2 separate regions of the Homo sapiens genome follow, and region 1 is linked to region 2. The links are chromatin contacts, found by Hi-C or POLR2A ChIA-PET in ENCODE. All regions are on one chromosome and are shown on one strand. Each heading gives the region's core, a stretch centred on a gene start or an enhancer-like site at or near the end of the contact. The rest is flanking DNA. Distances are from core to core; before and after follow the strand shown.

Evidence for each region. Hi-C counts contacts between places; a loop is a spot of excess contacts on that map. ChIA-PET counts read pairs that join two places held with the same protein, here RNA polymerase II (POLR2A). Pooled maps may share reads with other maps.
Region 1: a loop to region 2 is called in a map of OCI-LY7, with 2.6 times the contacts of the local background. The contact joins two enhancer-like sites. A Hi-C loop is called at or near these places in 3 of 168 maps with a recorded cell type or tissue (B cell, Caco-2 and OCI-LY7), 9 of 37 single-sample maps with no recorded cell type and 6 of 50 pooled maps. POLR2A ChIA-PET finds 5 or more read pairs at or near these places in 2 of 52 experiments (OCI-LY7 and activated CD4-positive, alpha-beta T cell).

Annotation. Positions count from the first base shown.
Region 1 is chr5:124,525,511-124,531,051 of GRCh38, reverse strand. No RefSeq gene overlaps it. Among named protein-coding and RNA genes, the nearest start is that of LINC01170, 90 kb to the right of the region's middle. Within about 2 kb of position 3,456, at least 2 of the 41 ENCODE cell types and tissues checked have a DNase peak (open chromatin) inside an H3K27ac peak, as active enhancers do.
Region 2 is chr5:125,003,075-125,008,614 of GRCh38, reverse strand. No RefSeq gene overlaps it. Among named protein-coding and RNA genes, the nearest start is that of ZNF608, 260 kb to the right of the region's middle. RefSeq lists a silencer at 1,994-2,043 and an enhancer at 5,008-5,540. Within about 2 kb of position 2,299, at least 3 of the 41 ENCODE cell types and tissues checked have a DNase peak (open chromatin) inside an H3K27ac peak, as active enhancers do.

The sequences.
Region 1 (5,541 bases), core at 2,207-4,706, 480 kb after region 2:
GAATAAGTGTTAAAAAGAGGTATCATACTAGGATGTGAAGGGATTTCATAGGGAAGGTGGCAATTGAAGTGAATCTTGGAGGATGAGCGAAAGCCTGCCAAGTAGACAAAGCAGAGGTCTTCCCCATGAGAGATGAGTGAGTATGTCCAAAGATGTGAAAGGTGAGACATGGTCATGGAGCTGACAGCCTGGCTGGACATGGGAAACACACTTGCGAGGGTCATGGGGCATGAGATCAGAAAGGTAGGCAAGGATTAGACCACTTTATATGCTGTGTTAAGGACTTTTCACTTTAGCATGAAGGCAGTGGGAAGCTAGGGAAAGATGATAAACAGAGGCCTGATTGGATTTGCGTATGGTAAGCATGGAGCATGGATTAAAGGAGATGAGGAGTAGGAAGACGAATTAGGAGCTGACCCAATGGTCCATTTAATACACAACAAAAGCCTCAAAAATGGCAGTGGCCTGGGAGTGATGCATGATTGGAATGTGAAATAATTTGAAGAGCATTTAGACAGGAGAACAAAACAGGACATGGTGATTAATTGAATAGAGGGGTGTTGGTGACAGAGGAGTAGGAGTATGAGGCACATTGAGTTTTGTAGCTTGAGAAATTAGGGATTTGGTGGAGCCATTTCTCAGGTCAGAGGCTAAATGAGGAAGCCGACTTGGAGCTGTATGAACTCATAGAGGGCTCTGAAAAAGTCTGCAGACTTGGGGATGATGCCTTCCCATGGCGCCTGACAGCAATGTTTCCAGAAAGGAGTTGCCAGTGTCCAACGCACTGTTCCAGCTCTCAGCTAGAGCTGGAGTGTAAACAGCTTAGTTTCTTTTCATTTTGTACTTTTTTATTTTGAAAAAATCAGAAAGCCCAGTGTTCTATAAACCTAACTTTGGAGGATTTATTTCTCCATTTTGTCCTTGGATGAGGCCTTGCAGAATAGCCTGGCGTTACTGGCAAAAATAAACAAACAAACTGGGCGCGGTGGCTCACACCTGTAATCCCAGCACTTTGGGAGGCCAAGATGGGAGGATCATGAGGTCAAGAGATCAAGACCATCCTGGCTAACATGGTGAAACCCGATCTCTACTAAAAATACAAAAAATTAGCTGGGCATGGTGGCACGCATCTGTAGTCCCAGCTACTCGGGAGGCTGAAGCAGGAGAATTGCTTGAACCTGGGAGGCAGAGGTTGCACTGAGCCGAGATCTTGCCATTCTACTCCAGCCTGGGTGACAGAGAGAGACTTGGTCTCAAAAAAAAAAATAATAATAAATAAAAAATGAAAAAAAATGAATAAATAAACACTAGATTTAAAGGAAGACAACTATTTTAGCAGATTTGTTTCGTGATATGTTGAAAGCAGAGTGCAATGTGGCTATAACAGAGAGCACATTTAACCTCTATGTAATGTAGAAAGTGTCATAGATGCTTCCAGTTACTTTTTCCTGCTTATTAAATAAGAATGATGAAAACCAGCATTTTAATCTATCTTCCCTAATCTCTGTTCGACAGGCAGATGGGATTCTCCTCTTTTCAAAGCTCATGTACACAGTAGAGATAAATTTATATAATACACTAGATTCTCACTAAATTGGTATAAGCCCCACTCTCCTGCTGTTAAAGCATCTTATGGATTTTTAAACAAACAATATTTCATTTTAGATGAAATCTTTATTATTATTTGACAATTGGATATGAAACTGGAATGAAAATCTGAATATAAAGACATGCAAAAATAAAATGAGTCAAGCTAAAAGTGTTAATGTCATTTAGCGTGAACACACTTGCTTGGCGGGGCTCAGAAATGATTGTCTAGTGACTTGATTTAGCATTCTTTGGGCAACCAATAATGAAGGGTGTTTGGAAGAAACTTAACAATTTTTTTTTTTTTGATAACAGTCTCTAAAGGTGGTTTTCACTTCTATTTAAGCAGCAGAACTCTTCTTCAAGTGAAACCACAGGAACCACACCATATATTCAGAACCCAACTGAGAAGAGTAAAGTTGTGACTCATAGCCTGGATGGAAAGGGAGAGTCAAGCTCTGGATCCCCATCTAACTCCCCCAGCATCCTCTCCAAGGCAAGTAGTGGAATGTCTAAGGCAACTCAGAGAACACTTTGAAAACCACTCATAAGGAAAAGCAGAGATGGCCATGATCTCCCACATCTTAGAAGATACACATTTCGGCCAGGTGTGGTGACTCACGCCTGTAATCCCAGCACTTTGGGAGGCCGAGGCGGGTGGATCATGAGGTCAGGAGATCAAGACCATCCTGGTTAACATGGTGAAACCCCAATTCTACTAAAAATACAAAAAATTAGCCAAGTGCGATGGCACGCGCCTGTAATCCCAGTTGCTCTCCTGAGGCAGGAGAATCGCTTGAACCCAGAAGACGGTGGTTGTAGTGAGCCGAAATCGCACCACTGCACTCCAGCCTGGGTGACAGAGCAAGACTCTGTCTCAAAAAAAAAAAAAAAAAAAAAAAAAGAGGATGCACATTTCAAACTGGAAATGGCAATTCTCTTGGCAATACTTGTGTGTGTCTTTTAAAAATTACCTTTGTTCGCTTTAGAGGATGGTATGTTTTCAGGGCTGGCCATAGCTCTTCCTCTGTCTAGGCTGGTGCATTCAGGCAAATTCTCTTTTCTATAGTCACGTGGAGAAGTTGCTTTGATCATTTTGAAAATGTAAACATGCTACATAAATGCAAGGCAAAGGGTGCTCATAGAGATATCAATGACATTCCATTGTTTCGTTTCTATCATAGTAGGTATGCATCTTATTCCTAGATGTGAATGTGTGAGAGATGTCACGCTGCCTCGTTTTCCTAAATTAAATGAAATCTGTCTCTGAGTTCTTATTCCATTGCGACTGCAGGAAATTTAGTATCATCCATTGTTTGGGCTTCAATCTGACTCTGTCCCAGGGTTGTAGGAAAGTCCCAGAGATCTTGAGGTGGCAGATCATTTGGCATAGTTGTCCTTCTTGGTCACAGGCAAATTGCTAATTTCCTAGGAACTTCATGTTAAAAACCAAATGTTCTTGAATTTGTACCATTGCTTCCGAATCTTTCTGGGGGCAAGAATGCTGTACATCCCCAAGGTTGACTCATCCTAGGATAGTTTGCCAGGGAATTTATGAACAGACCACACTAATACTCTCCCAGGATGGCTGTAGGTATTCTCTACTCAATGATGAAATCTTTTATAACAGGTGATTTGACTCTTTACCAAAGGATCATGAAACTATTTTGCCCCAGCTCTTTCCTCATTTCTGACTCAGTTCTGAATGCTGCTGCTTTTACCTAACTATCAATATTACTCATTTTTCTATCGCTACACAAGTAGTGTGTGTGCACTCTGAGCTATTTAAAACATTGGCAATGTCTTGGTTCCTTCCCTGCACCCCCACACCCCCGGTCTCTCTTCCAGGAGTTTTTTGCTATAATAGATGTGCTGGCTATTTTTTCACTGGCACTCTTGATAGAAGCTGCCTGGCAGTAAATACTGCACACTACTGCAGACTGCCTCCAACCGGATTTCTTAATCCTTAGCTTGTTCCAATACTGGTATGGCTGAGTTAGCACATTGGGTGCAATAAAACACTAGGGCTGGTCTGAGATAGAGAGAGACAAAAAAGCCTTCCTCATTCTCAAAATTCTTTCAAAAGGCTTTATTTCTGGAGTCAGAGATAAAACAGGCTAAAGTCCATAAGCAAACGATGAACTTTGAAGTCCAGGCTGCTGAGACTCAGCAGCGCTCTAGATGGGGAACGCAATCATCATTGCTTGCAATAGGTTTGCGTTGCCATTTTGTAAGCTGCCTTCTTATGTGTAAAAATGGAATGGAAGGCTTAAAAAAATCTTACTGCCTCTTGGCCACCCTTAAATTACACTGGTCTCAAAAGCCATTTTTCAATGGAGCAGAAAATATGGGGCCATGTAGAATCTCCATATTCCATTAGTAAATACAGTGAAAAAAGAAAAAAAAAGACTGATATAAAAAATTTTAAAATCGCATTTGCACAAGAAGTAAGGTGATTTCCATAAGGAGACTTCTGGTTTGTAAGTCTGTGAACGGCATATAGGAAAATCAGAATTACTGACATATTTGGTATTAATTAGTAAACAAGTTGTGGAGACTGCTAGCTGTCCACCAAAACCACTTTTCTATTTCCTTCATGGTAACGGAAGCTGTACAATGACTGCCTAGACACCTTACACTTCCCAATTGCCTTTGCAGTTCAGTGAGGCCAGGAGGCATAAAAGGAGAATATAGTAGTTTGTAGTCTCATGTCTGGACTTCAGAATTTTTTTTTTTGGCAGTAATGATATGATTTTGGATTGCAGGAAAAGCAATCAGAAGTCATTATTTCCTTGAATAGCAAAATCTTTAAAGCATAGTATTCTTTTTTTTTAATCTTTTTTTTTTATTATACTTTAAGTTTTAGGGTACATGTGCACAATGTGCAGGTTAGTTACATATGTATACATGTGACATGCTGGTGCGCTGCACCCACTAACTCGTCATCTAGCATTAGGTATATCTCCCAGTGCTATCCCTCCCCCCTCCCCCCACCCCACACCAGTCCCCAGAGTGTGATGTTCCCCTTCCTGTGTCCGTGTGTTCTCATTGTTCAATTCCCACCTATGAGTGAGAATATGCAGTGTTTGGTTTTTTGTTCTTGCGATAGTTTACTGAGAATGATGATTTCCAATTTCATCCATGTCCCTGCAAAGGACATGAACTCATCATTTTTTATGGCTGCATAGTATTCCGTAGTGTATATGTGCCACATTTTCTTAATCCAGTCTATGATTGTTTGACATTTGGGTTGGTTCCAAGTCTTTGCTATTGTGAACAGTGCCGCAATAAACATATGTGTGCATGTGTCTTTATAGCAGCATGATTTATAGTCCTTTGGGTATATACCCAGTAATGGGATGGCTGGGTCAAATGGTATTTCTAGTTCTAGATCCCTGAGGAATCGCCACAGTGACTTCCACAAGGGTTGAACTAGTTTACAGTCCCACCAACAGTGTAAAAGTGTTCCTATTTCTCCACATCCTCTCTAGCACCTGTTGTTTCCTGACTTTTTAATGATTGCCATTCTCACTGGTGTGAGATGATATCTCATTGCGGTTTTGATTTGCATTTCTCTGATGGCCAGTGATGGTGAGCATTTTTTCATGTGTTTTTTGGCTGCATAAATGTCTTCTTTTGAAAAGTGTCTGTTCATGTCCTTTGCCCACTTTTTGATGGGGTTGTTTGTTTTTTTCTTGTAAATTTGTTTCAGTTCATTGTAGATTCTGGATATTAGCCCTTTGTGAGATGAGTAGGTTGTGAAAATTTTCTCCCATTTTGTGGGTTGCCTGTTCACTCTGATGGTAGTTTCTTTTGCTGTGCAGAAGCTCTTTAGTTTAATTAGATCCCATTTGTCAATTTTGGCTTTTGTTGCCATTGCTTTTGGTGTTTTAGACATGAAGTCCTTGCCCATGCCTATGTCCTGAATGGTAATGCCTAGGTTTTCTCCTAGGG
Region 2 (5,540 bases), core at 1,050-3,549:
TGAGGTAGGTACTGTTAATTCCCATATTTCCAAAAGAGGAAATTGGATCTGGGAGGTTAAGAAACTTGTCCTATTTCACCAAGAGAGAACTGACATCATTAGAAATGGAACTCCAATTTAAAGAGTCTGATTCAGTTCAATCTTAATTTTCAGTCTAATCTTAATTTGTTACACCATTCTGGAAAGTCAAAAGTGAAATTGAAGGAGAGAAGTATAACTAGTTTCTCCTGCCAGCTTTCATACTCTATGATGGTTGTCATACTCTATGACGACTCTCTATGAACCCCGGTCCCCAGGACTCTAAGCCAGCCTTCTTGAGTGACCATCTACCCATCACTGAACTGCATTAGTCATTATCTTATAATCCATCCTTTCAGCAACCAATCATCAATATCCTAATTCTTAGGCACAGAAAAGAATCTAACAGTCTAGTGAGAAAGCTGCCTGTATACAAAGGTACCTGTCACAATGGGAGTATGCCCAAGGTTCCATGTGGGAAAAATTAAAACACCAAAATGGAGGAAGGAGTTAAAGGAGAAGGAATAGATGGGATATAGTACCTACAACCAGGGGCAATGAGAATTACAAGTGTGTTTTCCATCTTCCAAGTCCAAGGCCATATCCGAGGTCCACCTCTGAATTTTGTGAGCAAGATTCATAAAATTTTTTGGAAATTAAGCAGTACTTAGCATTTTAATTTTTGCCATATTAGTATCTGACACTGACCAAATGACAGACCAAGAATATTTCTTATTCTGTTATTGAGGACTAAATAGGGTTCTTACTTAGAAATCAGGTTGTTGAGGGGTGGGGAGGTGGTGGCTGGTAACAGGGAGATGGGAGCATAAGACTCTATTATTTGTGAAAATCCAAATTTCTTAAGTAATCTTTGTTGGATATAAACTGACAATGTGACCTTTCCCCTATGCATACTGTAAATGTATAACATGGTAGACAACTAAAGCTTCATTCTTTTGTCTTCTTTCATTATTCTTTCATGAATTGGAAATACATCTTCCAATTTTGTATCATGTTTCATATATAAAACATGACAAACCTTGTAATATATAACCTATATAATATATAACCTTGGAATATATAACCTATATTTTATATAATATTATAATATAAAATAGATATCACATAATTTTCCTACCAACTTAATTAGGCCTCCCAAAAGGATTACCTTAAATACACCAAAATGTGATTTGTTGATCATACTTGGGAGAACAGTTTTAAAACTCCCCGTATTGCCTTGGGCTTTCTTTGGATTTCTTGGGTCTGATTTTCACAATAAGTTACAATAGATATGCTGATGGGGGCCCGTGGAATAGGGAGCATCACTGGACAGATCCAGGCTAAGGAAAGCTTGCATTGCAAGTGGGTGATGCTGAACAACTCTCAGGGGGAAAAACAAGAAGAAAGCTAGAGAGGTTCACCAACTATAATTAGCTCCATTAAATCCCTTTAACTGAATTTCTAACATGCTGTTTAAAGAATGGAAACATTTATGGGAAAAGGTAGCACACCCCTTTTTGGTCACTGTTATTGGATGTAAAAAGCAAACTACATTTACAGGTCCCATGGCTATCAAATCTATTTTCTCAAAACAAAGTTTTCTTAGCATTGTTTGTTATCCAGGAAATTTCACAGCTTTAAGGGACCCAGACTTCAAAGTCAAGGAAGTGAATTTGGGGCATGGAAGACTGGGGGCACCGAGTGAAATTACCCATCAGCATTAAAAAATTACTAGATTTTTTTTTCTGGTCATTTGTTGACCGCAGAGTCAGAATAGCTACATATAATTTTGAAAGCATGCATGTATCTTTTTAAAGACGCATAGATATATTCATTCGCTTTATCATTTCATAAAAAATCTGGCCGATCAGACGAATACTGTTTATCAGTTGTTGATGGAAAGAACCTTCCTTTGCTAAACATTGTGTAGGAACAGCAGCATGACCCTTGGGTCATGGGATAACACTTGTGCACTCATGCTCACAGGGGCCTTTTTTTGTAAGTGGCACCTGCTGTGAGGCTCTCCTTATAAATACTGACTGCCTGCAGCAAATCACATATGTTTTAGGCACTAGAAAAACCGACAGGAAGTAATCACTAAACGAAAGACAGAAACAGTAAGGGGTATGTGGGGGGAGGGGGAGAAAAAAAGCCTCCAGTAACTGTTTGGGGGATGTTTGGAGGAATTAATTTAAAGTGTAGAGTATAAGTAGCCTTGCTGTGCTGCTCAATTTGGCCCAGACCTCAGCTCAGCTTAGCTGAGAAGGCACAGGGCATCTAAGGAGGATGGGACGTCGTTACCTAATATGAGTGGGGGCATCAGGCTGGAAAATCCCTTTCATTAGTTTTGGTAGTTTGAAGTCCTTAACAATTTTAGTTGTTCTTGTTATTTTGTGGCATTTGGGTTTTTCCATTGAACACCTTCCCCATGATTTTAAGTGTGAAAATAAATGCTTTTATTGTGGTGCAAACCTTCCTTATTAGCCAAAGACCACTTCCCTTTATGCTTCCAGGGGACTGCCCCCACCACCTGGTGTACTGAACGTTGGATGTTAAAAAAAAATCATGCTTGAGTTTATCTTGTTTTTACACCAGTTTATTTTGAGTGTATTTCAAAGCCATATAATAACATTATTTTATAGACTTCCAATTAAGTGCTAACAAAGAAAATATTTGTCTACTCTCCATTCCCCCAACAATTTCTGGACCTCATTTCAAAGAGATGCATGTTACCTGAATGTTAATTGCTTTTTTTTTTTCCCAGAGAAACCAAAGCATGTTGTTTGTTTTCAGAGGAGTATTTATATTTAATATGTTTACATTGAAGTCACATTTGCTCTCTTCCTTAAATGACTTCTCTAATAACTATTTTTAGCTTACAATCACATTAACAATCTGCCCCTAAAGAATTCCTCAGTCTTATTTTTTATAATTTTTATTTTAATATTTGACAGTTTCTTTGTAAAAAGGAAAGAGCATTTGAAATAATATTGGGTATTTTGCCAAGTCTGTCAAAGGAGTAACACTTCCACTTTCTCAGCTCCGTCTCATTAAAATTGTATTCTAATTCTGTCTTAACTTGGTCTCGGTGCTTCATAAGTCATTGCCTGCTCATTACTTGTAGTGTGGGAGATGAAATTTATTCAAACCTAATAGCTGAGATAAAGAATGGAAAGGCAGGCAGCTGGCAGAAATGAAATTAGCCTATTTTAGTACTTTTCCGGCTGGATTTTTGCACAGCCACCAGTTATGCCATGTGTCAGTTTGCATTTGTGACACTATCTATGTTTAGTTTATAGATTTCCGTTAGTATGATACTCTTAAAATGAAAATACAGGAGATTCTCCCCTTCCCCCCCCCACCCCGCCTTTTTTTTTTTTTTTTTTTTTTTTGTCTTTGGCATTGAAATGTCACTGAGTATCTGAGTTGATAAACGGGAAAACATGATTTTCTATAGTTTTCTATAATTATAGAATCATTAAAATTGCCCAAGAAAGATTAATTGTTTCATTGTGTTACAATTCATATTGGTATGTCTTACAGAAAAGAACATTAATGACAGAGAGTAAATGTTATACCCTCAGCATGGTTTGAGGGGAAATGGATTTAGAATGTAATGTGACTTACAAGCAATTTCAGGTAGAATACAGGAGGGAGCTACGCTTCTAACCTAAACACTCCATCTCCAGCTTTAAATGTCAAAAGAATACACTGTGGAATTCCTAATTCTGAATATAGAGGAGTATTTGAAGAACATTGTCTAAAAGCATTGTACTTTTCCATTATAAATTGAGTTGTTAAGGAATTATATGGTCTAATTACTAAACTTGGTATTTTTGACTACTTTGATTATGAACATACATTGTCATTAGCTAGATAATTAAATTGACTGCAATAACAAGTCATAATTTAGAAATATGTTTGAAATTACTTTCTATATGAAAGCAAAGTCTTTGTTGATCTATGTATGTGATTAATGTCAAGTGTCACGAGTTAGCTGAGAGATTTCAGTGTAAAAATATGTGCATTTATATAAAAGAAAGAAGTTCATTTATACTCTAATTCTTAAAGTAAACAATGGAGCTTGATATGTGCCTAAATGTAAGTACTGATGGATTTTTTTCTGCTTACTCAAAGAAAATATAGGAAGAAAAATACTTTTCTTAGAAATGTGATGGTTATGTTTAGGTTAGGTTTAACCATTTATGCATACAGTGCAATGTTTACACTCAACCTAGAAACTTTACAAATAATATACTTAGATTTAAATTTAAATAGATAGAACCAGTCAAAGTATTACGTAAGATATGTGGACATTTCTGTCAAACCCACTGTAGTACGAAATTACAAAATATTTTATGTGACCAATAAATTGTGCAGATAAGCAGCGGACCACAGTCATAAACAAACTTGTCTTTGTTGTAGGTATTCTCTGGTAACAGTAGCTGGATTAGAAAGGTGACCTTCTTGAGAGCATTTAGCATGGTGGATTTTTATTTGCTTTTTATGTCTTTAGCATTGTGAAATTTTGTTCGCGGTTTTTGTAAACCATCTAGCAGAAGAGTAGGTCAAGTTATAATCTAGGACTAAACTAGAAATCAATAGACCATACAAGGCTAAGCCCTGGTATGATTTAATAAATTCGGTCCAATGAATTATGTAATAAATAAACTATGCAGTGTGTTTGTTTGTGTGTGTGTGTGTGTGTGTGTAACGTAAGTAAATGTCAAATACCAAACTGATGTGGATGTAAACAATTATATATAGGGTTTGTTCCTAAATATGTATTTCTGGATTTCCAGATATACAGCAATCATATGCTATAACTAATATACCCAGATCCATTCGAACTCCATCTGTATCCTTTCTCTTCCCCATCTTCGCCACTCCAGGCACTCGGAATGCACACATATCCCAGTCCTATTGCTTATATAGCCTCTATCAAGCAAATAAAACATAACAGTAATGTGAAAACTGATTTGTTACTCAACTAGAATATTTTTGATGCCAAGCTTGGGTCTACATCAATTTCAAATTTGCAATTTGGGACTCAGAAATTGACAGACTAATGGGCTCTGTCAAGAAACATACTAAAGAAATGTAGCATATGTTCCTACAAAAGACTTTGATCTATATTCTCATTAACAAAACATTTTTCCTTTTTTCAGGCTATGAGAATCTGGTTGCCAATTATACTTAAATTATTATGTTTGGCCCCTTGATTCTTTTATCAACTGGATGTCTTCATAGAAATAACAGCTGCATGAGCAGCACTTTTTCAAAGCAACAAGGAAAGAATCTATTCCCACCCCAGAGTCCCACATTAGCCAGTTCCTTCTCACCAGAGAGGAACAAAAAATATCTACAGAGGCAATGAATAAGAGAGGAAAGGGCTATTATAGATCTATTGTTAGTATAATTCCCTGCTGTGGCCACTGGTCCTTGAGGTTGTGTTCTTTGCTAGGGACTACTGGTTGTATCTGTCCTTTATGGCTGGTGGTAGTGGTTCAAATCTATTTAGC